Regions from separate parts of the Homo sapiens genome. Here region 2 is linked to region 1. Evidence: chromatin loops called from intact Hi-C (ENCODE). Cell type or tissue: heart left ventricle. All regions are shown on one strand. Links, peaks and the distances in the headings refer to the core of each region. The heading gives the core; the rest is flanking DNA.

The links. A loop is a pair of places that touch in the nucleus more often than their neighbours do. Peaks named below come from ENCODE experiments on the same cell type or tissue, not always from the same donor. Only the 100,000 strongest peaks of a DNase experiment are listed, where the experiment ranks them.
Region 2: a loop joins it to region 1, with 3 times the contacts of the local background. A loop is called at or near these places in 4 of 110 quality-filtered maps.

Annotation. Positions count from the first base shown.
Region 1 is chr16:31,185,279-31,200,152 of GRCh38, reverse strand. FUS (FUS RNA binding protein) reads right to left here. Exons shown (of 15, transcript NM_004960.4): 7 at 13,317-13,351; 8 at 11,796-11,828; 9 at 10,927-11,030; 10 at 10,359-10,488; 11 at 10,012-10,113; 12 at 9,755-9,878; 13 at 9,311-9,411; 14 at 9,043-9,190; 15 at 8,548-8,754. The coding sequence ends at 8,715. Among named protein-coding and RNA genes, the nearest start is that of PYCARD-AS1, 9.2 kb to the left of the region's middle. In heart left ventricle, for the core only: no CTCF peak of the experiment used is centred there; no DNase peak of the experiment used is centred there.
Region 2 is chr16:31,416,268-31,431,141 of GRCh38, reverse strand. It overlaps ITGAD (integrin subunit alpha D), which reads right to left. Exons shown (of 30, transcript NM_005353.3): 19 at 14,856-14,874; 20 at 14,496-14,637; 21 at 12,951-13,067; 22 at 12,762-12,841; 23 at 12,578-12,661; 24 at 7,950-8,028; 25 at 7,683-7,790; 26 at 7,494-7,571; 27 at 7,184-7,297; 28 at 6,939-7,040; 29 at 6,565-6,675; 30 at 4,637-5,127. The coding sequence ends at 5,014. COX6A2 (cytochrome c oxidase subunit 6A2) reads left to right here and starts at 2,782. Exons shown (of 3, transcript NM_005205.4): 1 at 2,782-2,889; 2 at 2,991-3,127; 3 at 3,285-3,411. The coding sequence starts at 2,817. The coding sequence ends at 3,368. In heart left ventricle, for the core only: no CTCF peak of the experiment used is centred there; DNase peaks (open chromatin) are centred at 2,807 and 3,461; H3K4me3 peaks cover 2,207 bases; H3K27ac peaks cover 4,358 bases.

The DNA.
Region 1 (14,874 bases), core at 2,056-10,055:
CAGAGGCTGTTTGGGAAAGCAGGAATCTAGGGCTACTTCCTAAGTACACTTTACAAGCAATCCTTTCTGGCCTTGAAGAGGGAGGATTTGCAAAGCAATGGGCAGATACCAAGGAGACCCTGAATCCTATCCTTAGGAATCACCAAACAACCACTTTCCAACCTCACTGCCCCACCAGGCTTATCTCTAATTACATCTTATCTGCAACACACCTCCTACCTTGTCCTCCCTGCCTCTAGCTCCAAGAGCCTGAGAAATCCAAACTGATCATGGGAACAGACTCTCACTTTTTTTGAGACGGGATCTCATCTGTTGCTCTGGCTGGTGTGCAGTGGTGTGATCATGGTTCACTGCAGCCTCAAACCCCTGGGCTCAAGCAATCCTCCAGCCTCAGCCTCCTGAATAGCCGGGACTACAGGTGCATACCACCATGCCCAGCTGACTGTCATTTTTAACAGGACACCTAAACTCTCCTCCTAACCTGGCACTTAACCCCATGCAACCTCTCCTCTCCTCACATACCCACGATCCCACCACTATCTGCTCATACCAGGTGCCCTTGCACATGCTGACCCCTTTATCTCTGGACACCTTGACATCTTCTACCTGCCCCAGACTGCCCATACGCATGCGTTCCTCTGGGTTTCAGAGGCTCTTCCCAGTGTCTCTGTGGCAATGCAAACCATGTGCTGGTCTACCTTCACAGAAGACTCCACCACTCCCCTGCTTAAATGGACGCTTAAATGGAGACATCTTTTCAACCTCTGTACAAGTGCCTTGCATGTAGAAAGTAATATATGGCAGTTACTGTGTATCTCTAGTATCTAACAGGATTTTTTTTAAACTTCACAGGAACCTAATCATTCTCCTGACATGGGGCCATAGGTAACACATCCTTGCATGACAGACATCCTTAGAGTCACTACAAAAACCAGTGCAGGCCTGAGGGAAGGAAGTGGTTCCAAGAAAGTTTCCCTAAGATAAAACATTTCTTGGGGCTTCCTTTTTCCTTTGGGCTGTGGGAGAAAGAGTCCTACCAGAAGTCTCCTCAGATTTTAGGCATAGCATAGTGGTTAAGGACAGAAGTTCTATAGCTAAAGAATAGAGGTTCAAGTCCCTGCCCCACCTCTCACTAGCTGTGTCAGCATCCCCTCTAAAGTGGGAGTGACAGGAATCAGCTCATCCCCTAACAGCAACTGGCTCATGGCAAGTACACCTCAGAGTTAGCAATCACCTCCACTAAGACGATTCTGCTCCTAGCCCCTCAATGGCTTAGAACTGTATCTGGGAACCTGTGCTATCCCAAGAACAATCTAGAGTGCCCCTCTGGCAGCACCCCCAAACTCGTTCTGTCACTCCCAGTCCTAGTCGTGGCTCCATGGGTGTGGAAATCCCAGCCCCAGTCTGGATGGCCCCAGACAACTCCAGCATCTTGGGACACATCCCAGATAAGCTGAACGGCAGCCACTGCAAGCGGCAACATTCCTGCCAAGCCCCAGAACTGGATTTCAGAGACATTCAACAAAGTGAAGGAACAACTCAAAATCACCTTCCCCTAACACCTGAAGGGCTTTCCCATGCTTCTCTGAGGCCCTGCAGGAACCAAATCCCATCCCTGTGCTGAGAACTCCCTCCATGATGGTCCAGATCTCCCCACACCAGCAAAAATCCCACAAAGAGGACAGCATCCTCTTTTTTGCTCAAACCTCCCATTTAAGCTTCACAAGACTTAAAAAAAAAAAAACAGAACAGAAGCCAGTGTTGACTGGGCCTCTGCTAATTACAAAAACCCACACGCAGGGCCCTGTCTTCCTTTTCCTTAGCTCCTAGCCAGCATTTTATATAGAAATATAATCCTAGCACTTAGGGACGCCGAGCAGAGAGGATTGCTTGAGCTCAAGAGTTTAAGACCAGCCTGAACAACACAGTGAGACCTCATCTCCACAAAATAATTTTTAAAATTAGCTGGACATGGTGGTTCATGCCTGTAGTCCGAGCCACCGTGGCTGAGGTGGGAGAATTACTTGAGCCCAGGAATTGGAGGTTGCAGTGAGCTGTGATCATGCTACTGCACTCCAGCTTGGGCCACAGAGCAAGACCCTGTCTCAAAAAAATAAAACAGGGGGGTGAGAGAGGGAGAAAGATGAAAGTTTTGTACAAAGTTCCCCTTCAGAAATAATTTGACTCTGCCAAACTCTAGAACGTTACTCTGAGAGGTGTTGAACCAACAGCATCATTATCACCAGAAAGCCTGTCAGAAATGCTTTGCGGGGAGGGCAGGGGGACAGTCTTGTTCTGTTTCCCAGGCCTGCGGGCTGGAGTGCAGTGGTGGGAACACAGCTCACTGCAGCCTCAACCTCTCCAGCTGGGACCACAGGTACATGCCACCACACTTTTTTTTTTTTGAGATGGAGTCTCATTCTGTCACCCAGGCTTGAGTGCAGTTGCATGATCTCAGCTCACTGCAACCTCCACCTCCCAGGTTCAAGCAATTCTCCTGCCTCAGCCTCCCAAGTAGCTGGGATTACAGGTGCATGCCACCACACCTGCCTAAATTTTGTACTTTTAGTAGAGGTGGGCTTTCACCATGTTGGCCAAGCTGCCCACCTTGGCCTCCCGAAGTGCTGGGATTACAGGTGTGAGCCACCGCGCCCAATTTTTTAAAATTCTGGTAGACAAAATGTTGCTGTTACCCAGGTTAGTCTCAACTCCTGGGCTCAAGTGATCCTCCCACCTCGGCCTCCCAAAGTGCTGGGATTACAGGAATGAGCCACCGCACCTGGCCTGAAATGCGTATCTTGAGCCCCACCTGGACCTACTGAGCTAGAATCCATATGTTGACAAATTATAAAGTTCAATTTATAAATTAAGCACAGGAGATTATTATACTGTACTGAAACTGTGTAAGATGAAACCATAGGTAAGGGAGGATTCCTCTGTATATATATATATTTTTTTTAATCTGTGTGTGTGTGTGTATATATATAGGTATAGATAGATAGATAGATAGATTATCCCCCTCAAGTTATAGAGGATGTGGTTCTAGCCATCTCAGACTGACAGGTTTGCGCACCCCTGCCCACAAGAGTAGGGATTTGCCTTGTTTCCTCCTCAAGGGCACAATAAACAGGATGGGTCAACTTTCCCTCAAACTCTGGAAAATCAAAACCAAAAAACAAGCACAACAAGCCTAGGTCTCCTTTTATTTATTTACTTATTTTTTTGAGAGTCTCGCACTGTCGCCCAGGCCAGGGGGCAATGGCACGATCTTGGGTCACTGCAACCTCCACCTCCCGGTTTCAAGCGATTCTCCTGCCTCAGCCTCTCGAGTAGCTGGAATTACAGGTGCCTGCCACCAGGCCTGGCTAATTTTTTGTATTTTTAGTAGAGACAGGGTTCACTATGTTGGCCAGGCTGGTCTCAAACTCCTGACCTCGTGATCTGCCTACTTCAGCCTCCCAAAGTGTTGGGATTACAGGCACAAGCCATCGCACCCAGCTGCCAGGTCCCCATTCTTAAGAACACTGCACTCAGTAGTGACAAAGAATCGGTGTGATTGTGCAACACCCCTCGGCGTGATGAGCACAGGCAGGATGTCACCTGGGAAACTCGGTTCCTGCCCACTTCATCCGGCCCTCGACTGCCCTTGCTTGGACCCTGCTTGCTCAAACACTTTGTCGTTGGCTCCAGAGTCCAGCATCAGCACTCTCACAGGGACAGCACATCCACCATCTTCAGCCCAACCATCCAAGCTTTCCTCTGCCTCTTGCCGCTAACATGGGTGGCCCTCAATTGTTTTCCAGGTAAGAGTCTCTACTGCCCCAATATTTAGGGCTAAAGCCACAATCCAAGGAGCTGACAGCATTAACCACCAACAGAAAGCAGTATTTCTTCCAGCTCCAAACTCCTGCTCATAAACTACATTCTCCAAGTCTGTTCCTGCCTCAAAGATACTGGGAATTTTAGACTCAATGGTCTCCAAAATTTCTTAGAATACCTTGAGATTGAGGATCTAATACTTCGTTTTTTGAGACAGAGTCTCACTTCATTGCCCAGGCTAGAGTGCAGCGGCGCGATCTCGGCTCACCGCAACCTCCGCCTCCTGGGTTCAAGCGATTCTCCTGCCTCAACCTCCCGAGCAGCTGGGACTGCAGGCACCTGCCACCACGCCCAGCTAATTTTTGTATTTTTAGTAGAGTCGGAGTTTCACCATGTTAGCCAGGCTGGTCTCAAACTCCTGGCCTCAGGTGAGGATCCAATATTTCTACAACAAAAAATCCTGGTCAGATGTGCTGGCACAACCCACTTGACAATACTTTCTCAGCTTGTATATGCCAGCGCCACTGAAGATTGTATTTGCATAAGAAGGTGAACACAATTGTAGAAATATTCTTCTAAGTCAAATTATTTCAAAATAGCCAGGTGCAGTAGCACACCTGTAGTCCCAGTCATTCAGGAGCCCGAGGCGGAAGGATCGCTGGGGCCCACTGAGACCAGCCTGGCCAACATGGAGAAACCCCATCTCTACTAAAAATACAAGAGTTAGCTGGGCATGGTGGTGCACACCTGTAATCCCAGCTACCTGGGAGGCTAAGGCAGGAGAATCACTTGAATCTGGAAGGCAGAGGTTGCAGTGAGCCAAGATCCTACCACTGCACTCCAGCCTGGGTGGCAGGGCAAGACTCTGTCTCCAAAAAAGAAAAAAGAAATCTGTACGTCAGAGATGTCTGCACTCCCACCCAATGCAGCGTTATTCACACTAGCCAAGATATGCAAGCAACCCAAGTGCCCAATTAACGGATGGATTTTTAAATGTGGTATGTAGACACAACAGAATGCTATTCAGCTTTTTAAAAGGAAACCGTTATTTGTAACATGGGTGAATCGATAAATCTAGAAGACATTATGCTAAAATAAGCCACAGAAAGACTGCATGAACTTATACACGGAATCTAGAAAGTCAAACTCGGAAACTGAAAGTAGAATGGGGGTTACCAGAGGCTTGGAGGTATGGGTAAGCAGGGAGACAAAGGGTACAACACTTCAGATGCAAGAAATGAGTTCTGGTAAGCCACTGCACAGCATGGTGACTACAGTTCATAAAAACGTGAGACACAGTGGCATGCATCCATAGTCCCAGCTGAGAGGCTAAGGGCAAGAAGATCACTTAAGCCCAGGAGTTCAAGTCCAGCCTGAGCAACATAGGGAGACCCGTTTCAACCCATTTACGCCTAGTGCTCCATTACAGGTGTGACCCACCACACTCGGCCAGAACACACTATTCTTACTGAATGACTGAAGTCAATCATTTTTTGTTTTTATTTTTGGTCTGATTATTCACAAAACATTTGCAACCTCCAGCATAAAAGGGCTGAAATAACATAAATTTCAAAATTTTCTAAGAGTGGCTTTGTATGTTCTCATTCATGCTAATGATATGAAGTGATGGATATATTAGCCTGATTTGATTCCACAATGTGTACATGTACAGAAATAGGACATTGTACCCCATAAATATATACAAGTTAATTAAAAATAAAATTTTCATAGCCGGACACAGTATCTCACACCTTAATCCCAGCACTCTGGGAGGCCAAAGTGGGACAATCACTTGAGCCCAGAGCAGTTTTGAGACCAGACCAGCCTGAGCAACATGGCAAGACCCCATCTCCACAAAAAATACAAAAAAAAATTAGCCAGTCATGGTGGCAGGTGCCTGTAGTCCCGTCCCAGCTACTCCAGAGGCTGAGGTGGGCAGATAGCTTGCGGGTGGGAGGCAGAGGTTGCAGTTGGTCGAGATCACACCACTGCAATCCAGCCTGGGTGAGAGTGAGACCGTCTCAAAAAAAAAAAAAAAATTTAAAAAGGATGAGACTGGAAGGAAGACATGCCTAAAGGTAGATCAGTGAGTCAAGTCTCACATGGGCTGGACCCTAGACCTTAATTCCTGGTCAATCTACCCACCACTGACATAACTGCAGCCCTACATCCAAGTACTGAAACCCAGGAAGGCCCGGCACAAGATGGGGAAAAAAGCTGAAAGGGCTAACTGAAGGCTACATCAAGGAAGGGACAAACAGACCTACAGCACAGCTCTCCCCACCCTCCTCACTTCCTACTTAGCCTGTCCCAATTCCAACTCACAAAAATGGGACACCTAATGCTTCAAGACAGATTTCAATCATTCAGTAAGAATAGAGTATTCTGGCCAAACGCAGTGGGTCACACCTGTGATCCCAGCACTTTGGGAGGCTGAGGCAGGCAGGTCACTTGAGGCCAGTTCAAGACCAGCCTGGGCAACCCAGTGAAACCCTGTTTCTTAAAAAAAAAAAAGTAATTAAAAAAAAAATTACCCAGGTGTGGTAGCGAGGAAGCACCTGTAGTCCCAGCTACTTGGGAGGCTGAGGTGGGAGGTTGGCTTGAGAGGCACCAATGTTCTCTCTGCTGCTAGGTGTCTCTATCCATTCTCCTGGAAGATCCCCCCAAACTGGACCTACCCACTAAACAGTCACCTGGGACCCTATTTCCTTTTAAGGTCAAGGCCAATCACATATGCCATTTGAAGGACACAGGAACTTGACACTAATGGTCCCAGTAATCATATCTTACAAGGAGCTTCGACCTCCTCCACTCCTAACAGGAGGGCATCAGGGGACCACAACCAAAGCAAGATTAGAATCCTGCTAGGCAAAGCACCAACAGTGAACTACTCAAATATCGTATCAGGCCATTTCAACTAAACATTTAACAAAGAAACCAGCAGTGGCAGGGACGGAGAGAACTGCCACATCCTCTACATGTACTAAGTCAAAGCAATGCCTGGGAAGGCCCACTTGACGATCCTTTGTTTTTAATACGCCAGACCACTCTCCGCCTACTGTTGCTTAGAGAGCACCCCAATGCTGGCAGGGGAAGTAAACCTGCTATTCCTCTTAAAAGTCATGGTTTATTGGGAGGCTGAGGTGTGCACATCACCTGAGGTCGGGAGTTCGAGACCAGCCTGACCAACATGGAGAAACCCCGTCTCTACTAAAAATACAAATAAATTAGCTGGGCATGGTGGCGCATGCCTGTAATCCCAGCTATCGCTTGAACCCAGGAGGCGGCAGTTGCGGTAAGCCGAAAAACGTGCCATTGCACTCCAGCCTGGGCAACAAGAGCAAAACTCCATCTCAAAAAATAAAGTCATAGTTTCTGTGCCTCAAATCACCCAAGATTCAAGGATGCAGCAACTCTTCAGTAGAGAACATACTTGTGGAACACTTGAAAATTTGAGAGGATGGCCAGATGCAGCGGCTCATGCCTGTAATTCCAGCACTTTGGGAGGCCAAGGCAGGTGGATCACCTGAGGTCAGGAGTTAAGAGACCAGCCTGGCCAACACAGTGAAACCACACCTCCACTAAAAATGCAAAAACTAGGTGGGCATGGTGGCCCACGCCTGTAGTCTCAGCTACTCAGAAGCTGGGATTCTCCTGAGGCAGGAGAATCGCTTAAACTCAGGAGGCAGAGGCTACAGTGAGCCGAGATCACGCCACTGCACTCCAGCCTGGATGACAGAGCAAGACTCTGTCTCTAAAAATAAAAAATAAAAATTTGAGAGGAAAGCACTTCCCAATTAGGGGTCCCCAGCACATTTGTAAGCTATGCTTGTGATGGCAGCTGTCTTACAAACCAAGTTCGAAAACCCTGTAAATAAAACCTTTCTGCTCTTGGGTTAATGTTACGCTCTGTGTAACTAAAATAAAAAGCATGCTAAATAACTGGTTGGCAGGTACGTGCAAGTTTACAACCACATGGTAAGAGGCTGAGGAGCACTGCTCTAAGGTTTTAACTCATTGGCTGCAACCCCTTCCCCCTCTTATCACTTATCATTCCCTTAGGAGGGCCTTCCACCCTCCAATCAAAAAGGGATCAAGCCTAAAATCTCATAATGTCAATGACCTCAAGCCCTCTGAGTACAGGCAGGATGTGAAAGTAACCCAGCCAGACCAGTCTCCTTATAGCAGGTATCTACCCAAGCGCTGTTCACCAGGGCAGCTAGGAAGGGAGTCACTCACCTCCTAGATCCTGACTCCACTCCACAAACTCCTGCAGCACTCAGTTACTCTCCTTCCTGTGAAAGACCCAGAGTGGCTAAGCGCTCTCCACCATGGTCAAATCTGAATACTGCCCCATTTAAATGTAGTTTGTTTGAGCCTCACCATTAAAAGGGCCAAAAGATCAAAGAGTTCTTAAAAAGGGATAAACTGCTGCAAATAAACTAAGACCAGTATGCAAATAAATGTGGTAAAGGAAAAATTCCCCATAGCTGGGCAAATTTAGGCCAACACTCATGACATCCCATGTTCTTCATTTCTCATTTATACACCAACTTTCCCCATGACAGAAAAGTTTAATCTCTGCTCTCAAGGATATCATTTGGCCTTCTCCCCGAACACTGTATTCCAGTTCCTGCTGGGCAGGGTAATCTGAACAGGAAAACTCTCTACCTTCCTGATCGGGACATCGATCTTCCAGGAAAGTGAAAAGGGGGAAGAGGAACAAAATTTAACTAAAATGGTCACTTTTAATGGGAACCAGAGGTATAGTTACAATTACATAGTCCGACACAAAAAAACCCTTGGGTGATCAGGAATTGGAAGGTTACAAAATAACGAGGGTAACACTGGGTACAGGACAAAAAGCTGTTCCAGAACCTGGGGAGCCAGGCTAATTAATACGGCCTCTCCCTGCGATCCTGTCTGTGCTCACCCCTGCAAAAAAAAAAAAAAAAATTAAGTATCCATTATATTTGAGTTACCAGCCTCTCCAAGCCTAGATATCCTATCTGCCCCTCCTACCTAACCCAGCGAGTATCTTATCTCAAGTGGGTCTACAGATTCACTCCCCCTGAGTTAATTTTCCTTCCCTCTCCACTACTGGTTACAACCTCAGGTCTTTCCACCTAGCCCTCAAAATGAAACCACTTTCTCAACAAAACCCTGTTATCCTATGGCCTCTGTTCAACTGCTCTACTTTTTTATTCTGATTTAAAGTCTTACCTGGAATCCATCTTGCCAGGGCCAAAGCCACCTCTGTCCCCACCACCCCGGCCCCCTCGGAAGCCTCCACGGTCCCCGCCGCGGCCCCGGTAGCCGCCTCGATCATAGCCTCCTCTGCCACCACGACGATCATCCCCGTAGTTACCCCCTAGGACAAAAGAAACAAGATCTATCATATTCCCATTCCCCTATGTTCCCCGAGCCTCCCCGCTGAAAAATTAAGGATTCTTTGGTCCCAGCTCCCTAGCACCAGGTCTGCCTTTCTTACCCATGTGAGAGCCACCTGGTCCCCCTCCTGGGCCATCTGGTTTAGGGGCCTTACACTGGTTGCATTCATTCCTCCAAGAGAAGTTCATATTCTCACAGGTGCTAAGGAGAAAGGAAGACAATCAGTCTGGAGCGATGGGGAATAGGCAAGACCTAGAACTAGGAAGAAACTACGGTGACTTTAGAGATACAGTGAGGAAACTGAAGCTTCAGAAAGACAAAACGGCTTGCTTCTCAGAGTCAGGAACAAAAATCAGTATTACTGAACCCAATCCATTACCTTTCCCATTACATCAACCTTACCTAGGTAAGCTTTTGGCTAAATCTGACCCCAACAGTGTGGCCTTGACATTTACTTCTTTGGAAAACACGCACATACCTCAGTACCAATATATCAAAGAGCACGCATGCAAGAGAACTAAGAAAAAAATTAAGTTTCACTCACGGATTAGGACACTTCCAGTCACCAGCTCGCTGCTGTCCTCCACCGCCACCACCTCCACTGGGAAATCCTCCTCGGCCACCACCACCACTGCCACCACCTCCATAGCCTCCACGGCCCATGGGTCCTAATGCAGATAGACCAAGTATGGGTCTGCTCCCTCTCCAAGTTTGGTAAATCTAACCCATTCCATGCAAGCCTTTACCATCTTCTGCACTCTCCCCATTACCCCTCTGCACCACTAGCAGGTAGCTCCTCACCTCCTCGCCCTCGGCCTCCACGACCATTGCCACCACCCCGATTAAAGTCTGCCCGGCGAGTAGCAAATGAGACCTTGATAGGATTTCCGGAGAATTCTTTACCTAGAGAAACAAAAAATCATCAACAGACTTTAAATGCAAGACACATTAATCCGAAAATACAAGAGAAGCGTGCCTTTCTCAAATGGTTTATAATCTGCTGACACATAAGCAAAAATGAGACTACCTGAAACCGCAGCTAAAGTAAGTGTTGGAAGACTCAAAAGAACCCTCAAACTATGGCTTGTTTCCTAAGGCTTGCTGCCCTATATCCCCAGCCCCACCTCTGCCAGCCTTCTCATACATACCATCAAACCAGTCAATAGCTGCTTTAGCTGAAGGTGGGTCATCAAAAGAGACCGTTGCCTCTCCCTTCAGCTTGCCAGTTTCCCTGTCTGTGTACAAATTAATCATGGGCTGTCCCGTTTTCTTGTTTGTCTGAAGAAAGCAAAATGAGGTAACATCAATTTTAAAGGCTACAGTACTCCCTTTCCATCTTCTTCCTCTAGAACATGAGGTTTATAATTCCCAAACTTCAGCTCCCCTCTTCCCAGTTACTTCTTCCTACCTCACATGTAAACCTCCATTAAAGAAAACTGTCTCTCACTCCAATATTGAAAGATAAAACTAAAAGTTACTATAGAGTACAAATCTCAAGAGTTTAGGGTACTCTGATAAGTTATACTTTTTGTGTTAAGATAGAACTTCTCTTTTAGAAAACAGTAACTAAGGCTCTTTCCTCAACAAATTAAGCTGGCAACAACCACTAAGACTTGTTTTTACTGCTGGCAACCATTAAAGACTTGCTTTTACTAATGTGTGAAATCCACAAGCCTACAACACTGACAGAAAGCTCCCACTCCTCTCCACAAGTACCTTAATAATACCAATCTGCTTGAAGTAATCAGCCACAGACTCAATTGTAACATTCTCACCCAGGCCTTGCACAAAGATGGTGTTGTTGTCTGAATTATCCTGTTCTGCTTGTTGAACAGAGAAAATGCAAATGTGAAAAGGTAAAATAAAAAACACAGGAAAAAACCTAAAGCACCTAGTATCCATCAAGCAACTGGTATCATTTGGTTTATGGAAGACAACTAAAAAGAAATCCACATCCCTTTTGAGTCCCTATATGCCAGCCATGCTGATAAATTTCAGATTCAGTTTGACAATTATCCTTTGAAACATGTTAACACCCAGTATACAGTATGGAAACCAGGGCTCAGGAGTGAAATGCCCAACAAGACCACACAGAAAAGTCCATCAGTATTTATCAACTTTCAGTTGAAGGTCCCCGAATTAAATAAGAAACCCATTTTACATTCAAATCTAGTACACAAACATCAATACAACCTAAACAGGAGTTCAATGCTTTACTTCATGTGGTCAGGTCTTTCACTAGTTTTGTTCACCAACTTGGACATGATCCACATTTTGAAAGAACCACTGCTGTAAACCATCTGAGTGTGGTCCAGACGCATCAGCATCACTGGGGACTTGTTAGAAAGGTAGATTTTCAGGGTCCTCTCAGACCTAAATCACTGGGGGTGGAACCCACAAGCCAGGTATTTCTGAGAAATACTTCGTAACAAATACTTCTCACTGCTAACTAAGGACACACCTAACTCCCTTCCTTCTCTATCCCCATTTTTTTCAGTTTCCTTTTTATAATAGTTTCAAAGAACATCCAGGCAGTCTTGATACCACTTTAGCCACTCTTTTCATGCCACCACGTGTGAACTCACCGGAGTCATGACGTGATCCTTGGTCCCGAGGGCCTTTAGTGACATGGAAAAAAAGAACAAAAAAAAAACAAAAACAAGGAAAAGATGAGCCGTTAGTCAACAGGAAAAAACGGACAAGGAAAAAAATTAACACCAAATCCAAACTTGTAAAATATCAAGTAAGTGCTCACAGCCTCACTCCAAACCCTTTCCTGGGTCGCCTGCCCAGAGGAGAAAATTCTAGGCAGGCCCCTTAAGATCTGTAACTTGAGTCTCCACAGAGACAACTCCACACTTCAGCAAATGCTGCCTCCCCCAGCTCAGGCTGGGAAATGTCCTCAGCACAGGTGGCAGGGGAAACGGAGACCCATTAAAGTGAACAAACCAACTCAGCTTGGCCCGGTTCTCTCACCCGAGAGAAGAGAGATGGGCTCGCCACCAGCCATGCGATGTGCATCCATCCAGTTTCTCCCAACTTTACCACCAGACACTTAACCCTTGTGGAACAATTTTTAATTTCATCTTTAGAAACCATCCTTAAAACCGTGTTGTTTCCCCGAAACCACATGAAAATAAAAACCATACATAATAGCTATTGTATTTTTTAAGCATGTCCCAGGGAACAGACCAGAAATCTTATTTCCGTAATGCAGCCTCTATTTTGTTTTTCCAGAGACCATCTTTGACCAATGTTTATCTGAATTCGCCATATATAAATATTGTACCCACACGCAATGACACCTAAGTCATGAACCCACACCTTTGGCTTTAAATCTTGAAACAAATCAAGAAACCTTTTGTTAACCAAACCAGAAAAGTTCCAGCTTACTGGGAGACTTCTCAAATTTGTCATTTTTCCATGAATTCAGTTTGTGCTGTTTAAGACCTTCCTGGTCCACGAATTCAGTTTGTGCTGTTTAAGACCTGGTTATTTCCCATGAGCCACACATGCTTCCAATCTTTCTTGAAGTAGTGCACATGTTCCTTCCCAGAGCTAGTTTCTATTTGCCCATCTCAGTTAAGTCCATATACATAGAATTGCATTCATTGACACCATTCCGTACTTTATAAATGTATACCAACTTCACCATCCTCAGGGCAATGTTACATCCCTCTTCCAGAATTAAACATTCGGAGTTGTCTCCCACACACTCACACACACACAAGCCTTGGACACAACGATCAAAAGGATCCTAAAGCCAAGATGGCACCACGTGTTCCAGCACGCACTCTCCAGTTTCTCATGATGATGGTCACTAAGTGCCAGGTGTGGCAACGGCCCAGTCCAAGGCCTACTAGACCCCTCTTATTAACCTGGGGCAAACCCATTTGGTAAAAGATGACTATTGAGTCTTACCCCTACCTGCTCCAGGTTAGCACACACCAGGCAACAGGTGGCATTCTACCCTACCCCTTTCTGGAGGTGGTTCTGGACACCTCAAAACCTTTGACATTTAAATTAACACGCTAAGACATCTGCAAATGAACAATCAGACAAAGCATTGCTGGGAGTTGGGAATTTTGGAAACTCTGTTCACTTACCACCAAATTTATTGAAGCCACCACGGTCACTTCCGCTGGAGAAGACAAGTTAGAAGAAAGGACATGAAGCTTCCAACGGCTACAAAAGGTTGTTTTTTGATTTTGTTTAACATTCCCCAAACATGGGTAGGTGTTTTTGGAAAAAGATACAAGTGGCTACTAAAATACATCCCTTCCTGACCACCCCTTGTCTGACCTTTGAGCATGTCACACACACGTGTGCAATTTCTCAGACACAGTTTATAAAGATTTTGCTTTAAAAGGTTACGTTATCTATTTCCTCTGGAAAAAAAATAACCCATTTTCCTTGGTCGTTCTTCCGATGGAGCAGATGTTTTTTTTTCCTCTTGTCGCAAGTGGTTGACAACCAAGTAGTTGGTTTAAAAACCCTACCCCAATTTACCCAGAAGACATTTCACACCAGGCTGGGGTAGCCTTGAACACATTTTTGTGGTTTTTGCTTTGAAAGCAGCAAGCAGACCCAACCCCATTCCATAAAAAGTCAAAACCAAAGGCAACTTCCCCTTAAAGCAAGACAAACTTAGCTAAGCTCTGTCCTAACTACTGAGCTGTTTTTGATCTCCCCCAACCCCCGGGGTCACCCCTTCTACACTGCGAGAAGAGCGGAGTATTTTGCAATGTCACCTTTCATACCTGTGGCACATAAAATGCAGAGCAAGTTAACAGTCACATAACAGTTGTTTTTCTTTTTAAAGTTTTGCATTAAACACACGCACACATTTCCTCATTTTTGTTTTCCTCATTTTTGCACGTTTTTGAGATTGCCCCCACCCACCTCTGCATACTTACCATTTCCAAACTCGGTTTAAAAATCTACTTTTTCCAAAAACAGTAACACTGACATTCCTCCCCTTTTTCAAGGGAGACAGAGTAGGGTCCTTCAAATCTTATTTACCAACAGATTTGACAACTGTTTTAACATCAAATCTAAGGTTTTACTTCAAATCAACTTCAGCAGGAAGGAAAGAAGGTCCAGTTGGACAAGCTGATGAATTTTAAGTAACCAGGGGAAGGCAGACAGTGGAACAAATAGGTGGGAGACCACTGTCAAAGCATATTTTTGCCCAAAAGGTCTGCTTACTTCAGTCAGCTGGCCCCATAAACCAAGTCACACACAAAATCAATGTCGGTCAAATTAGTGCAAATCAAGCTCGTGGATTCAAATGACTATAGAAAACGGGAAGAGTAGCCAATTCCTGGAAGCTGAAGTCAGGTTAACCATTACCAACTCCCTAGAGGACACATGGGAATACACATACCAAGTTTCCCTACTATTTCCCAGGAGTGGGATCATCGGTTTCCCTTGCAGAGAAAGAAGTCTTCACTTCCATGTTTCTTGCCTAGGATATTAATGACTCCAATCCATACGTATCTATGTATGGTTTCTTTTTTTTTGGAAACAAGTATCATTACTCAAAATCTCTATTCAGTGGTATGGATGGGAGTTCAGGCTCCCAAGTTCTCACAAAAATAAAATGGGGATGTAAAAAGAAAGTCACTGCCCCCAAATCAAAGCCCTCACAGATCCCTAGACAAC
Region 2 (14,874 bases), core at 424-8,423, 230 kb before region 1:
AACCCATGTCCTGTATCACAGTTGTTTTTCCAGGACTATTCTAATTTCAAATACGCTGTCCCTAGGGCCCCCATAAACATTTATACTTAGTAGATCACATGTAATCGATCTTTGCTTTAGAAAATGTGGTCATGGTATGCAGCATCCCAGGAAGAGGGCACAAGAGAAACTGACCCTGAGTCATGCCTCCACCTCCTTCACCACCAACAGCTGAGATACTCTGAACAGAGGCTGAGATGCTGCCCTCCGGGGTTTATTTAGCACCTGGTGAGTTTGTTCTTCCCTCTGCCTAAAGTGGAGGAAAAATTAAACCTCTAGAAACTGAAAGTGTTGGCAGCAGCCAGGTTAAGAACTGTGTGAGTGAGAACTTACAGAAACAATGGTGAGTGCACAGCCTGGAAGAGACAGCTCTGCACACCCTCTAGAGAGGCAGGTAAGATGGTGACAAGCCCAGAAAAGCACAGACCACCTGAGCGGAGGTCTCTGGGTACCTGGGCAAGTGCACCTCGTGATGGTGACAGCAGCCCAGGACAGAAGTGGCCCTCCTCAGGGCGTTCTTGACATCCCAGCAAGAAAACCTCTCCACAGGAGCTCCCAAGCTGAGAACAAAGGGATGGGAATTCCCAGGGAATTGTTTGGCAGCAACCAGAAAAACTCTGAGGGGCCTTTTAGGGGAGAAAAGAAACCTAGAACCTTTTCTTCCTTTTTTCCTTCTTTTTTTTTTTCTTGAGAGAGTCTTACTCTGTCACCCAGGCTGAAGTGCAGTGGCACAATCTTGGCTCACTACAACCTCCACCTCCTGGGATCAAGCGATTCTCCTGCCTCAGCCTCCCGAGTAGCTGGGATTACAGGCACGGGCCACCACACCCAGCTAATTTTTGCATTTTTAGTAGAGATGGGGTTTCACCATGTTGGCCAGGCAGGACTCAAACTCTTGACCTCAAGTGATCCGCCCTCCTCATTCTCCCAAAAGTGCTGGGATTACAAGCGTGGGCCACTATGCCAGGCCTCTAGAACTTTGTCAAGTAAAAATACCTGTCTTCATGTCTGTTTTCTCCAGGAGCCATTATCTTATATACGTAGGGAGGGGGCTATGTGTAGAGGGAGATGCCAGGTATCTTTAACTGGAATAGGGCCCCATCTTCTCTGCAACAATGCCAAAGTCCAGCTGGGAAAAAAACTGTAGGAAGAATTCTATTATAGCTCAGTGAGAGCTCAGGAATAATTTTTGTAACACTGTATAACATTTGACTGCTCAAGGAGGTTATTTTTTTTAAAAATAGCAGCAGCTTAAAGTTGGATGGAACATACTGTTCAGTTTATTACCAATGAGAAACAGGTATAGAGCCCCTTCTTGAAAATATATCTTCCTCGTTTTTTTTATATATTAAATTCAGATTATATGTCTATATAATTCATTCTTCTTTTGTATATTAAGTTCATATTAGTACATCAGCCCTTGATCAAAGCTAGAAGCTTCCTATTGGATTGTAATTCTGAAAAGGCATTGTTGTAGGGTTAACCAAAGTAACAAGGTTCAAGCATTCATTACATACATATTTTTAGAACACCTCCTTCATGCCAAGGTCCCTGCCCGTTGCTGAGGACAGAACAGGCAGATGTCATCCCTGCCTGGTCTTGTGGCTTTCTTGTGACCTGCTTTGATAGAGGGTTCACACCAGCCCTGTCTAGGCTTGCTTTCTCCAAGTAGTCATATTTTTCAGATTGAAATAATGCACTTTGCAGTAGACACCTGTCAGGCTTGTGGCTGCCTGGAACCTTTTGAATACTCATCCTAGACCTGGAGATTTTCCCTACAATTCCTGCCTCCCTAAGGCAGAATCCAGAGCTCAGTTTCCCATCCCCTCCTGCAGCTGGGGGACCTAGGGGTTGCCAGTTGGTGCAATCACATAATTCTTTCAGAAAAGAGCGACCCAGGATACAGGTTTCATGAAGAATCTGTTTTCAAGAGGGGATGAGGGTGGAAAATTCTGGTTTTCCAGGGCAGCCTTAATGAAGCTTTTGGCATCCAGGGTCCAGCAGTGTGAGCTGTGGGGGTGTCACTGCAGCTGGCCAACGGAATGACTTGTTTATGACTGTGCAGACTGTAGGCATCTCTGGCTATATCAGACATAGTAAGCTACCTAAGATTCTCAATTACTTATCTTCTAAAACTAGTAAGAGTGAGTTCTGTTCTTTGCAAAGAACTGTGACTAATACATATACTGAACTACTGTTACCTGCCAAAATCCAGGTTGACACATTCCTACCTTACATAAACTTCATAAAAATGATGTAAGGGCCGTGTAGTGGCTCATGCCTGTAATCCCAGCACTGTGGGAGGCTGAGGCGGGAGGATCACGTGAGCTCAAGAGTTCCACACCAGCCTGGACAATATAGTGAGATCCCCGTCTCCAGTATTTAAAAAATCTTTTAAGGTACGAATTATTATACATTTTACAGCTGAAAACACTGAGACTCAAAAAGACACTTAATTCATTCTACAAATATTTATTAAAGCCCAACTGTGTGCCAGCCACCAGGCATAGAATAGGGAACAAAATAGTTTCCCTGCAACTATATAAAAAGAATGGCATATTGTACTTAAATGCCTCCTTGCCAAAATAAGAGGCACAGGACAACAGCTGTCTGGAGATGACCTCAAGCCAGTCAGGCCCCATTTTAAATATAGAAACCCCTAAGAATAGCCGCCAGTGCTCCAGACTCAACAGGTGATTGGCCCAGAGAGGGGAGGTGACCCCAGGCCCCAGGAAAGGGAGCGAGGACAGCGCTGGTTCCCGGCTCCCCGCACCATCATGGCTTTGCCTCTGAGGCCCCTGACCCGGGGCTTGGCCAGCGCTGCCAAAGGAGGCCACGGAGGAGCAGGAGGTGAGTGGGGAACGGGCGGATCCGGGGGCTCCCCTACCCTGCCCACCTGTTCACAGGCCCGCCGCCCCAGGACCGCCGCGCTCACCCCGCTCCGTCCGCAGCTCGTACCTGGCGTCTGCTGACCTTCGTGCTGGCGCTGCCCAGCGTGGCCCTCTGCACCTTCAACTCCTATCTCCACTCGGGCCACCGCCCGCGCCCCGAGTTCCGTCCCTACCAACACCTCCGCATCCGCACCAAGGTACGCGGGACGGGCGCGCGGGCGGCACGGGGGTGCTGCGGGGGCGGGGGGGGGTGCTGCGGGGGCGGGGGGGGGTGCTGCGGGGGGGGGGTCGCGCGGGGCGCGGACTCCGGACTCACGGCGCTCACGCGCGCTCCCTCCCCCGCTCTCTCCACAGCCCTACCCCTGGGGGGACGGCAACCACACTCTGTTCCACAATAGCCACGTGAACCCTCTGCCCACGGGCTACGAACACCCCTGAGGCCCCGGACGCCCCCGGACACAATAAAGGTGTGAAGCTTCGAGTCTGCGGCTCTGTGGGGAGGGCGGGGCCACGGGGAGCGCGCCCAGAGGCGCCCGCTCCGCGCATGCGCCCAGCTTGGTAAGCGCTCCTGCTCCGCGCATGCGCCTAGCGCGGTGGGCGCTCCACGTGCTTTTCCCACGCCGCTGATACGGAGGTGCTCGAGGGAGCCTCCTCCACTCACAGGTAGGCGATCCCAGCTCCCTGTCTCTCACCTGGTAATAATGAGGCCTCCCTCTCACACACACCTATTAATAATTAGGGCTCTAGGCTGTAATGGGCTTCCGCGTACACCGAATCCTCACAGTAACGCTGGGAGCAGGGTATAAATTTAGTTCACCTTCTCCCGAGGAAGACCTGAGATTCTTGGGAATTAAATGACTTGTCCAAGTTCCGGCAGCTCGGCAGAGCCCCCATGGGAGCCCAGGGCTGCAGATCCTGAAGTCCCACTTCTTGCCTGACACCTGAGCTGCTGGTGTCTGTGAATCCCAGCTCTCTGGATTTCAGACGGAGGCTCCACAGTCCTGTGTGTGAGGCCTTGGGACCTAATGCTGGATTTGGAATCTTTTGATAATTCTCTATAATCTTTCTTTCTTTTTTTTTTTTTTTTTTTGAGACGGAGTCTCGCTCTGTCGCCCAGGCCGGACTGCGGACTGCAGTGGTGCAATCTCGGCTCACTGCAAGCTCCGCTTCCCGGGTTCACGCCATTCTCCTGCCTCAGCCTCCTGAGTAGCTGGGACTACAGGCGCCCGCCACCGCGCCCGGCTAATTTTTTGTATTTTTAGTAGAGACGGGGTTTCACCTTGTTAGCCAGGATGGTCTCGATCTCCTGACCTCATGATCCACCCGCCTCGGCCTCCCAAAGTGCTGGGATTACAGGCGTGAGCCACCGCGCCCGGCCTATAATCTTTCTTAATGAGTCTTCTATATGGGAAATCACATGCTCCTAGCCTGGCTCTCCTGGCTTCTGAGTACCTCATTCAAGGGGGACAGGAGTTCAAATGAGCTCTGGACATTTCTTCACCTCCTAGGACAGCCTGCCCACTTACCATTACAGAGGAACCTGAAGTGTGTGAAGAAACCCATGACCAATGCATGCCTGCGTGCACGTGCATGCACATGCACACACACACACACACACACACACACACACACTCTTTGACCCTCTCCCCTGATACACACCTCTCAGCCCCATCAAGAAAAGATGACCTCAGGCTCCCATCACCATAGAAAGTGAAAAAACTTTTTCAATGCCCACAAATAGGTTCCCCCGACTATTCCCAGAGAGGCACTCAGGTCCCTGGGTTATAGCTCTTCCACGCAAGGAAAGTGTGCTATAAACATCCTCATTTCATGTGACAATTCTTAAGCATATGAAAATTTATGCTGGCACCATGCCTGCTTCTGTAAAAAGTGGGTCATTGCTGAAAAAGATGGACAGATATGTAAAAACATTACAATCTCTATCTCTCCGAGAAGGTGCTTAGCACCTGGTAGGTTGCTTAGGCCAGTGCAGATCTATGCAGAAGTTGTTTCCATGTAAGTTGATTTATGGTTGCAAGCAAGTCCAGCCCACAGTGGTAGAGATAAACAGGAAAGTGGATTATTAGGACAAAGGCACATTTGGGGCCACACAGCTGAAATCGTCCCCACTGAATGTGGCAGTGTCTTCAGGCTTGTCCTCCAGCATTTCCTTGTAGTGGCGTTTGAAGAAGCCAAGCTATCAGGGGAAATAAATTAGAAAAGCTGGGTAAGTCCGGGCCCGGTGGCTCACACCTGTAATCTCAGCACTGTGGGAAGCTGAGGAGGGTGGATCACCTGAGGTCAGGAGCTGGAGACCAGCCTGGCCAACATGGTGAAACCCCGTCTCTACTAAAAATACAAAAATTAGCTGGGTGTGGTGGTGCGCCTGTAATCCCAGCTACTCAGGAGGCTGAGGCAAGAGAATCGCTTGAACCCGGGAGGCAGAGGTTGCCGTGAGCCAAGATCATGCCACTGCACTCCAGCCTGGGCAAGACAGCAAGACTCCATGTAAAAAAAAAAAAGAAGAAGAAGAAAAAGAAAAGAGAAAGAAAAGAAAGAAAAGCTGGGTAAGAGGGCAGGGAAGAAAATTGGGAATAAGAGGAAGCTGAGAGAGAAGAGGAGGCAACAACTAAGCTAACTTACGTTTGTGTGCGAGAACATTTATGTGAACAGCTATCATATATCGAGCATCTGCTGGCCCCGAGCACAGTAGGTACACACACGACCCGTGGCAGGACAGCATAGATCCAGGCAGATCTGTGCACATGCCCTGGCCTCATTTCTCTCTCACTTCAGCCACTCTGTGATATAAGCATTATTATCATTTCAAAAATGAGAAACGGCCGGGCACAGTGGCTCATGCCTGTAAACCCAGCAGTTTGGGAGGCCGAGGTGGGCGGATCACATGAGGTCAGGAGTTTGAGACCAATCTGACCAACATGGTGAAACCTCTCTCTACTAAAAATACAAAAAATAGCCAGGTGTGGTGGTGTGTGCCTGTAGTCCTAGCTACTTGGGAAGCTGAGGCATGAGAATCTTTTGAACCTAGGAGGTGGAGGTTGCAGTGAGCTGAGATTGTGCCACTGCACCCCAGCCTAGGCAACTGAGTGAGACTCCATCTCAAAAGAAAAAAAAGAAAGAGAGAAACAGGCTTAGAGAGGTGGAGCAACTTGCCTAACATTAAACAGTGAGTACATGATAGAGCCAAAATGTGTGTCCAGGCCTGTCTGCCTCCACAGTCTGAGTTCTCACTATATCAGCCAGTCTGTAGGAGGGCTTGGGTTGGATGCTGGTGGTGTCAAGAATGGGATAAGGCCGGATGAGGTGGCTCACACCTGTAATCCCAGAACTTTGGGAGGCCAAGGTGGGCGGATCACCTGAAGTCAGGAGTTCGAGACCAGCCTGGCCAACATGATGAAACTCCATCTCTACTAAAAATACAAAAAACTAGCCGGGCATGGTGCAGTCCACCTGTAATCCCAGCTACTCGGGAGGCTGAGACAGGAGAATCACTTGAACCCGGGAGGTGGAGGTTGCAGTGAGCCAAGATCATGCCATTGCACTCCAGCCTGGGCAGTAAGAGTGGAAACTCCATCTCAAAAAAAAAAAAAAAAGAGTTGGATAAAACACTTGCCTTGTACAGTGTGGCTGTGATGAGCGCCAGCAGTAGCAGAGCCCCCACAGAGCTGCCCATGATGATGGGAATGGCATTGTAGACCTCGTCTTCTTCTAGCACCATCTCCATCTGATTTAGAGATCAGAGAGCATCCGGCCTCATGCCATCCCAGATGCCTCCCAGGTTCCGCAACCTTTAACTCTCTCCCCTCCTTTCTGAGGCTCTGCTCCAAGGAGTGAGACACAGTAGCACCCGTGCCCTTAGGGACAGCTGTCCTGCCCAGAGACTTTCACCCTCCTCCCGCAAGGCTTGCAAACCCCCCACCCAGCACCACAGATGTAGCCCTAGGGGTCCTCTTTCCAGCTGGTCGCTGCCCTCCACATGGTCTCTACCTGAGCTCTCATAAATGCCTCCTGTCCTGGAAGCTGGGAGTACACGGATGTGTCGAACGTAATTTCAGCCACACTCACGACCAACACCTTCTTCTGCAATGTCTGCAAAGGGGTTGGGGGAAACCTGTGGAACTGGCTCTGGGGGAGGCTCAGAGCTTCGGGGGTGCCCTGGCTTGCAGATGGGCACAGACATGCCAGGTCCTGCCTGAGTCTGGGGCAGGGGCTCTGCCGCTGCCCCCACACACCTCGCGGACCCAGCCGAAACTGAGATTGCCCTTCAGGGTGAAATCCAGCTCCTCCTGGACGCTGAAGGAGGGGACGTCACAGCGGAACTGCAGGCAGTCAGCAATGGAGCAGTCCTGGGGGCAGAAGAGGGGTGAAACTGAGGGGTTCTTCCCTGAGGAGGGAGCCATAGGAAAAAATATGGTCAGGTTTGGGGTGGGGAACAGATGAGCAGTTACAGGACATGCACGGAACTCTGTGGCCTAGCAGTACATTTCCCAGTATCCCCGGTGGGGGCTGATCTTGGCGGTGGGGGTTCAGGGACTTTCTCACCAGCATGGGACTTCTTGAAATCTGGGTCAGGAAGTCAGAATGCTGGGGAGGTTTTCTCTCTGAAACACAGGGGAGACTCTGGGAAGAGAAAGAAGCACTTAGCCACAGAATGAGCAACATGTCCCTGGTAAGAGGGAGTGCTGTGCTGTGGGATGTCAGTCTGAAGAAAGAGGAGAGATAGGCGGGTACCTGAGATGGGGCCTCCATGACCACATCCCACACAGCCACCCCGTTCAGCAGGACAGGAACCCAGAAGTTAATGCTGATGGCCAGATCTCGCTGGCTGAGGTTATTCACCTGCAGGAAATCAAGGCAGAGTGTTATTGTGGTCTCTGGAGCCTTCCAAATCCTACTTCCCTCCTGGCCCTACCCCAAGGCTCCTCTCCATCTTCTCCACCAACTTCCAACTTTATCCACAACGTGGAAGGCAGACATGGATACTCCCTAGACTCTCACACGGTATCGATGCTCAGCCTCTTTCATTTTCTTCTCATCGGAGGTTGCAAAGTTGAAGTACTTGGTGGATTCTTCCTGCCTGGAGAGAGAGCCTGTGGGTGAAAAACAGCCCTGAAACTGTCCCCAGTTGTGCCCTGTCCTACTGCAGAGAGCTCTGTTGGGCTGGGCAGATGTCTCAGGGAAATAACGATGGACATTATTTGGCCGGGCACAGTGGCTCATGCCTGTAATCCCAGCACTTTGGGAGGCTGGGGCAGGAGGGTTTCTTGAACCCAGGAGTTCCAGACCAGCTGGGGCAACATCGTGAGACCCTGTCCCTATTCAAAGTAAATAAGTAAAAGATGGTCCCACATAACCTTTGCTGCCTCGGCTTCAGCTCCCCTCCCTCCGATGTCCCTTGCCCCCATCACCCAGATCCACTAGCTCTGCCATGCACACCGCTGGCTCTTTCATAGCCTCATGACTTTGCTCAAGCTCTTCTCCTTGGAACGTTCTTACTGTCTCCAGTTTTGGAAATTTACACTTAAAGACCCAACTTAAACCTCATGTCTCCTACATGGGGCAAAGGCGTTTGCATTGCTTTCTCTAATAGGTAGTGTTTGGCCTCTGGTAATGCTTACAGAGATTGTAGCAGAACAAGTTAGCCTAAGGGGACTCTAGGAATGAGAGCTGGATCACTCAGGAAGACATGGAGTGAGGGCCCCTTCATGGTGGGAATGAAGAAAATAGATTCGGCTGTCCTGGGGCAGGTGAGTAAATGTGAAGGAAGATAGTGCCTGTGCACAAGCCTGTGGAAGGGACATCAGTGTTCCAGGCAGCAGGTGGGGTCTTTCCACCCAAACTTCCTTCAGCAAACACAGGCTGTGTGGTTGGCACTGGGGATTCAAGTTAAGCCATAACTCCCTGCCCTCTCACCACTTAACATCTAAAGTTTTAGTAAAAATGAGCAAGCTGGCCAGGCGAGGTGGCTCACGCCTGTAATCCCAACACTTAGAGAGACTAAGGCAGAAGAATCGCTTGAGCCCAGGAGTTCAAGACTGGCCTGGGCAACACAGAGAGACCTCGTCTCTGCAAAAAAAAAAAAAAATACAAACATTAGCTGCAAGTGGTGGCACACGCCTGTGGTCCCAGCTACTCAGGAGGCTGAGGCAGGAGGATTGCTTGAGCCTGGGAGGTCGAGGCTGCAGTAAGCTATGTTCACACCACTCCCCTCCAGCCTGGGTGACAGAGTGAGACCCTGTCTCAAAACAAACAAAAAGCAAAAGTAAGCAGACCAGCAGAGGGGCCTGCACCTCGCATGCAGCAGCCAGACCAGCCACACAGAAACAGCCCCAGCAGTCCACCCCCCATCAGCCTGATGACTAAAAACATGGGCTCCAGTGTCAAACCGCCTAGGTTCACATCTCAGGTCGACCACTTCCTACCTGAGTCACTGAGGCAAGCCACTTCACGTCTCTGGAAACTGTAGCTTTTCACTCTTTAAAATGGGGATGCAAACCGTAGCAACCTCCCTGTAGTAGAGTTGTGACCAGGGCTTGGTAGTGCCCAGCACACAGGGACTCCTCCATAAATCTTAAGGTTTATTTTTCCCTAAGTATGCCGGTTTTCCTCTGTGCCCCCCACCCCAAACCCTTCTCTCTATGCTTCTGTTTTCTCATCTTAAAATCTAGTTCTAAACCTCTTTTCATTTTTAAAGTTTTATTTTATTTTCATTTTTAATTTTTTTTTTTTGGTAGAGATGGGTTCTCACTATGTTGCCCAGGCTGGTCTTAAACTCCTGGGCTCAAGCCATCCTCCCACTCATGCCTGTAATCCCAGCACTTGGCCTCCCAAAGTGCTGGGATTACAGGCACGAGCCACCGTGCGCAGCCTAAGCCTGTTTTCAGATCTAAGTAAACCACCCAGCTTTCCCCAGTCCTTGGAGAGGCATGCCATGTATGGCCATGGGCATGGGCTCTGCAGCCAAACCGTCTGGGTCTGATTCCTGGTTCTGCTGCCCACTTGGAGATTGACAGGAACAAAGTATTTCACTTCTTGATGTCTTTGTTGGTGAAAATAGGGATAACAATATAATTATTGGTAGGATTAAATAAATGTAAATACATATAAAGTACTTAAGATGGTGTAAGAAAACCACCATAAAACAACAGCAACATAAAACGTGCCTGACATGGGTATATATAACTGTAAGCTCTTATTGTAAGTATTTTCCTGTGGATAGAAAGGGAAACCTACATGTGGCTTGAAAGGACAATGACACTGCTTGATCTCCCTCGCTCCTTCCCCTAACAACTTAATACATCAGAAGCAACAGTGGACAGGTGTGGTGGCTCATGCCTGTAATCCCAGCACTTTGGGAGGCCCTCGGGTGGGGGTGGATCACCTGAGGTCACGAGTTCAAGACCAGCCTAACCAACATGGTGAAACCCTGTCTCTACTAAAAATACAAAACTAGCCAGGCATGGTGGCACATGCCTGTAGTCCCAGCTACTCGAGAGGCTGAGGCAGGAGAATCACTTGAACCTGGGAGGCGGAGATTTCAGTGAGCTGAGATCGCAACATTGCACTCCAGCCTGGGCAACAAGAGTGAAACTCCATCTCAAAAACAAACAAACAAACAAACAAAAAATTAGCTAGATGTGGTTGTGCATGCCTGTAATCCAACTACTCGGGAGGCTGAGGCAGGAGAATCACTTGAACCTGGGAGGTGGAGGTTGCAGTGAGCCCAGATTGCACCACTGAACTCCAGCCTGGGTGAAAGAGTGAGATTCCGTCTAAAAAAAAAAAAGCAATAGCAGCAAACTTTGTCCCACAGCAGTGTTACAGTCTTTCAGCCCAGTGTATGGGATGCCTTGCTCTGCATCCAGCCTCGCCTGCCCCTGTGCCTCCACCACCTGCAGAACCCTCTTGCCTTCAGCCCTACACTTGCCTTTCCTGCGCTGCCTTGGCCAGGCTCTTAAGAGACCTTCCCAACAGTTTCTCACACCTCTGCCCCACTCTGAGTTTTATAGAAACCTGACCTTTCCTTTCCTCTGTGTGGTGACAGACCATATCCTGTTGGGCACAAGCTCCCCAATTCAGGGTGCTCAGAAAAGCCTTGATCTCCATGTAGCAGCTTTGCTTCAGCACATTCACATTTAATACAAAGGACAGAATTTGTTTCATGTTAAAAAAGGAAGCCTTCCTTTTAGAGGGAGAGGGGGAAAGGCACAGTGGTGGCAATGTGTGTGTGTCCCACCAGCAAGTCGATTTGAGAGAAGCAGCAAGAGCTATGGTATATATTATTAGGGTACAAATACACCAAGGATACATTCCAAGAAATTAATCGTTAGGCAATTTCTTTTTCTTTTCTTTTTTTTTCTTTTTTTTTTTTTTTTTTTGAGACAGAGCCTTAATCTGTCACCCCTGAGCTGGCATGCAGCAGCGCGATCTCAGCTCACCGCAATCTCCGCCTCCCAAGTTCAAGCGATTCTCTTGCCTTAACCTCCCCAGTAGCTGGGATTACAGGCGTGTGCCACTGCGCCTGGCTAATGTTTGCGTTTTTAGTAAAGACAAGGTTTCGCCATGTTGGCCAGGCTGGTCTTGAACTCCTGACCTCAGGTGATCCGCCTGCCTCAGCCTCCCAAAGTGCTGGGATTACAGGTGTGAGCCACTGCGCCCGGCCTTAGGCAATTTCATCATTGTGCAAACATCATAGGTTGCACTTATGCAAACCTAGATGGTAGAGCCTACTGCACAGCTAGGTGATATGGTATAGCCTATTGCTCCTGGGCTACAAACCCATGCAGCGTGTTACTGTACTGGATATTGTAGGCAATTGTAACACAATGGAAAGTATTTGTGTATCTAGACATAAAAAAGGCAATGAGTTGCACTACAATGTTACAACTGCTATGACATCATTAGGAGATTTTTCAACTCCGTTATAATTTTAGGAGACCACCCGTAGTAAATGTGGGTCCACTGTTGACAAAAACACCTTTTTTTTTTTTTTTTGTTTGAGACAGAATCTTGCTCTATTGCCCAGGCTGGAGTGCAGTGGCACAATCTCAGCTCACTGCAACCTCCGCCTCCCAGGTTCAAGAGATTCTCCTGCCTTAGCCTCCTGAGTAGCTGGGATTACAGGCATGCGCCACCAGGCCCAGCTAATTTTTTTTTTTTTTTTTTTTGAGACAGAGTCTCCCTCTGTCACCCAGGCTGGAGTGCAGTGGCATGATCTCGGCTCACTGCAACCTCCGCCTCCCGGATTCAAGTGATTCTCCTGCGTCAGCCTCCCAAGTAGCTGGGATTACAGGCACGCATGACCACGCCCAGCTAATTTATTTTGTATTTTTAGTAGAGATGGGGTTTCACCATGTTGGCCAAGCTGGTCTCGAACTCCTGACCTCAGGTGAACCACCTGCCTCAGCCTCCCAAAGTGCTGGGGTTACAGGCGCGAGGTACCGCGCCCAGCCCAGAAACATCTTTATGCAGCATAAATGTCATTATATATGGCCATTCACCCACAAAGGCATCCCAAAACAGGAGAGCTTAGATGTGCATCATTGGAAGAGCAGGCTGGGACTCAGAAGGAGTACCAGGCATAGAGGAAGGCCAGAGGTCCAAGGGGAAGGCCAGGGACTGGGCACCTGCTGATCATGGTGTAGACTGCATACTTCACCGGGAGCTCCAGCTGGAAGGTGGCCTTGCTGCTTGAAGCCTTATTGTTCTCACTGGAGACAGAAAGGAGGGACCAATGGGAAGGAATCCAGGAGAGGGGTCTCTAGCCGGGGCATGCGATGGAGGGTGGGGGATACCCTGGCCTGGACCCACCTGCTTGCACTGGCCCTCATAAGCATCCTGTCTCCCAGGGTGGCCTTGTAGGAGACATCGAATGTGACTATGAAGGTGCCCTGAGGGAAGAAGAAGGAAAGAATGGGGATAAAAGGAAGGGCATGGCAGAGTGAGGGACAGATTGGGACAAGGGAGGACAGTGATGGGGATTTAGGGAGAAGCACTGACGTTAGAGCCCTCATGGAAGATGGGGTGGTTGACACTGCAGCGGCTGCTTCTTAGGCCCTCATCCTCAGTGGGCACTGTCTCACATGCCAGGCGCAGGGCACTCTGATGGGGCTGCTTCTAGGGGAGGAGAATGAATTTTAAGAAGTTACCCGCATGCATGTGTGGGCTTGATACACAGCAGTGGTGGCACTGCAGAGCACTAGGGAAAATGACAGACTTTTCTTTTTTTGTTGTTGTTTTTTTTTGAGACGGATTTCACTCTTGTCACCCAGGCTGGAGTGCAATGGCATGATCGTGGTTCACTGCAACCTCCACCTCCTGGGTTCAAGCAATTCCCCTGCCACAGGCTCTTGAGTAGCTGGGATTACAGGTGCCTGCCACCATGCCTGGCTAATATTTTTGTATTTTCAGTAGAAATGGGGTTTCACCATGTTGGCCAGGCCAGTCTCAAACTCCTGACCTCAGGTGATCCACCCGCCTTGGCCTCCCAAAGTGCTGGGATTACAGGTGTGAGCCACTGCACCCGGCCAAGGACAGACTTTTCAATCAATTTCCATCAATGCCAGGAAAATTGACCCATACAAAAAATTTTTTAAAAAGCAGAAGAAAAGTAAAGAAAGTACAAGAGGAAGAGGAGGAGAAAGAAGAAAAAGAAATTGGATCCCTACCTCACTCCATAAATTAAAATAAATTCCAACTGGATTAAATACTTAAATGTGAAAAAGCAAAACCATGAAGCTTTTGGAATATAATATAGGGGGCTATTTTCATAACCTGGAAGTGTTTCTTAAATAAGACCCACACACAGAAACAATATGGTCAGGTGTGGTGGTTCACACCTGTAATCTCAGCACTTTAAGGGCTGAGGTGGGAGGATTACTTGAGCCCAGGAGTTTGAGACCAGCCTGGGCAGCATGGTGAGACCCTGTCTCTAAAAAATAAATAAATAAATAAATAAATAAATAAATAAATAAATAAATATTAGCTGGGCGTAGTGGCATGCACCTGTAGTCCCAGCTACTTGGGAGGCTGACGTGGGAGGATTGCTTGAGCCCAAGAGGTCTAGGCTGCAGTGAGTGGTGATTGTGCCACTGCACTCCAGCCTGGGTGACAGAGTAAGACTCAGTCTCAAAAAAAAGAGGGAGGGAGGGAGGGAGGGAGGAAGTAAGGGAGGGAGGGAGGGGGGAGGGAGGGGGGAAGGAGAGAGAGAGAGAGATACAAGGAAATGACCACAAAGTCAGAATAGTGATGACCTTTGGGGACAGGATGGAGCTGTGATGGGGAAAGGTAAACAGGGAGGGGGTTCTGGGGATGCTAGCAGTGATTTATTTCTTGATCTGGATGTTAACTCTATGGTTTGTTTAATATTATTCATTAAACCGTATGTATGCTTTATGCACTTTCTCTGTGTGTATGTGTGTGTGTGTGAGAGAGAGAGAGAGAGCACATATCATCACAGAACAATTTTGAAGAACACTGTGTAACTCCCGGGGCTACAGGGCAGGGGAGAGGCCCCCTCCCACTAGAGCCTACAGCAGTTGTTACCTGGGCTCCTGACACCCGTCGGTGCGACAGCCCTGCTGGATAGTAGAGGCTGACCACGGTTCCGTAGGAATCCTCACCTGCGTTCCACACAGTCACAATCACGTTGAGCTCCAGGGAGCTCCCCACGGTCAGGGTCTGCAGGCTGAAGGGGAAGGACGAGGCTGGGAGTGGCGCTCCACTGGAAATAGGTGGGAACTGGGAAGGGCAGGGCAGAATCCCAGGAACTCTGGAGCTCTGGGCCAATAACAATCCAGTGAACATCACTTTTGTTAGAAAGAGCCAGAGAGCAGCACAAGCATCCCAGGAGGATGGGGGACTCAGAAGCCTGAGTGTCTGGATATGAAGGGAGTTACAGCTCACCCTGAGAAGCTGAGGGTGA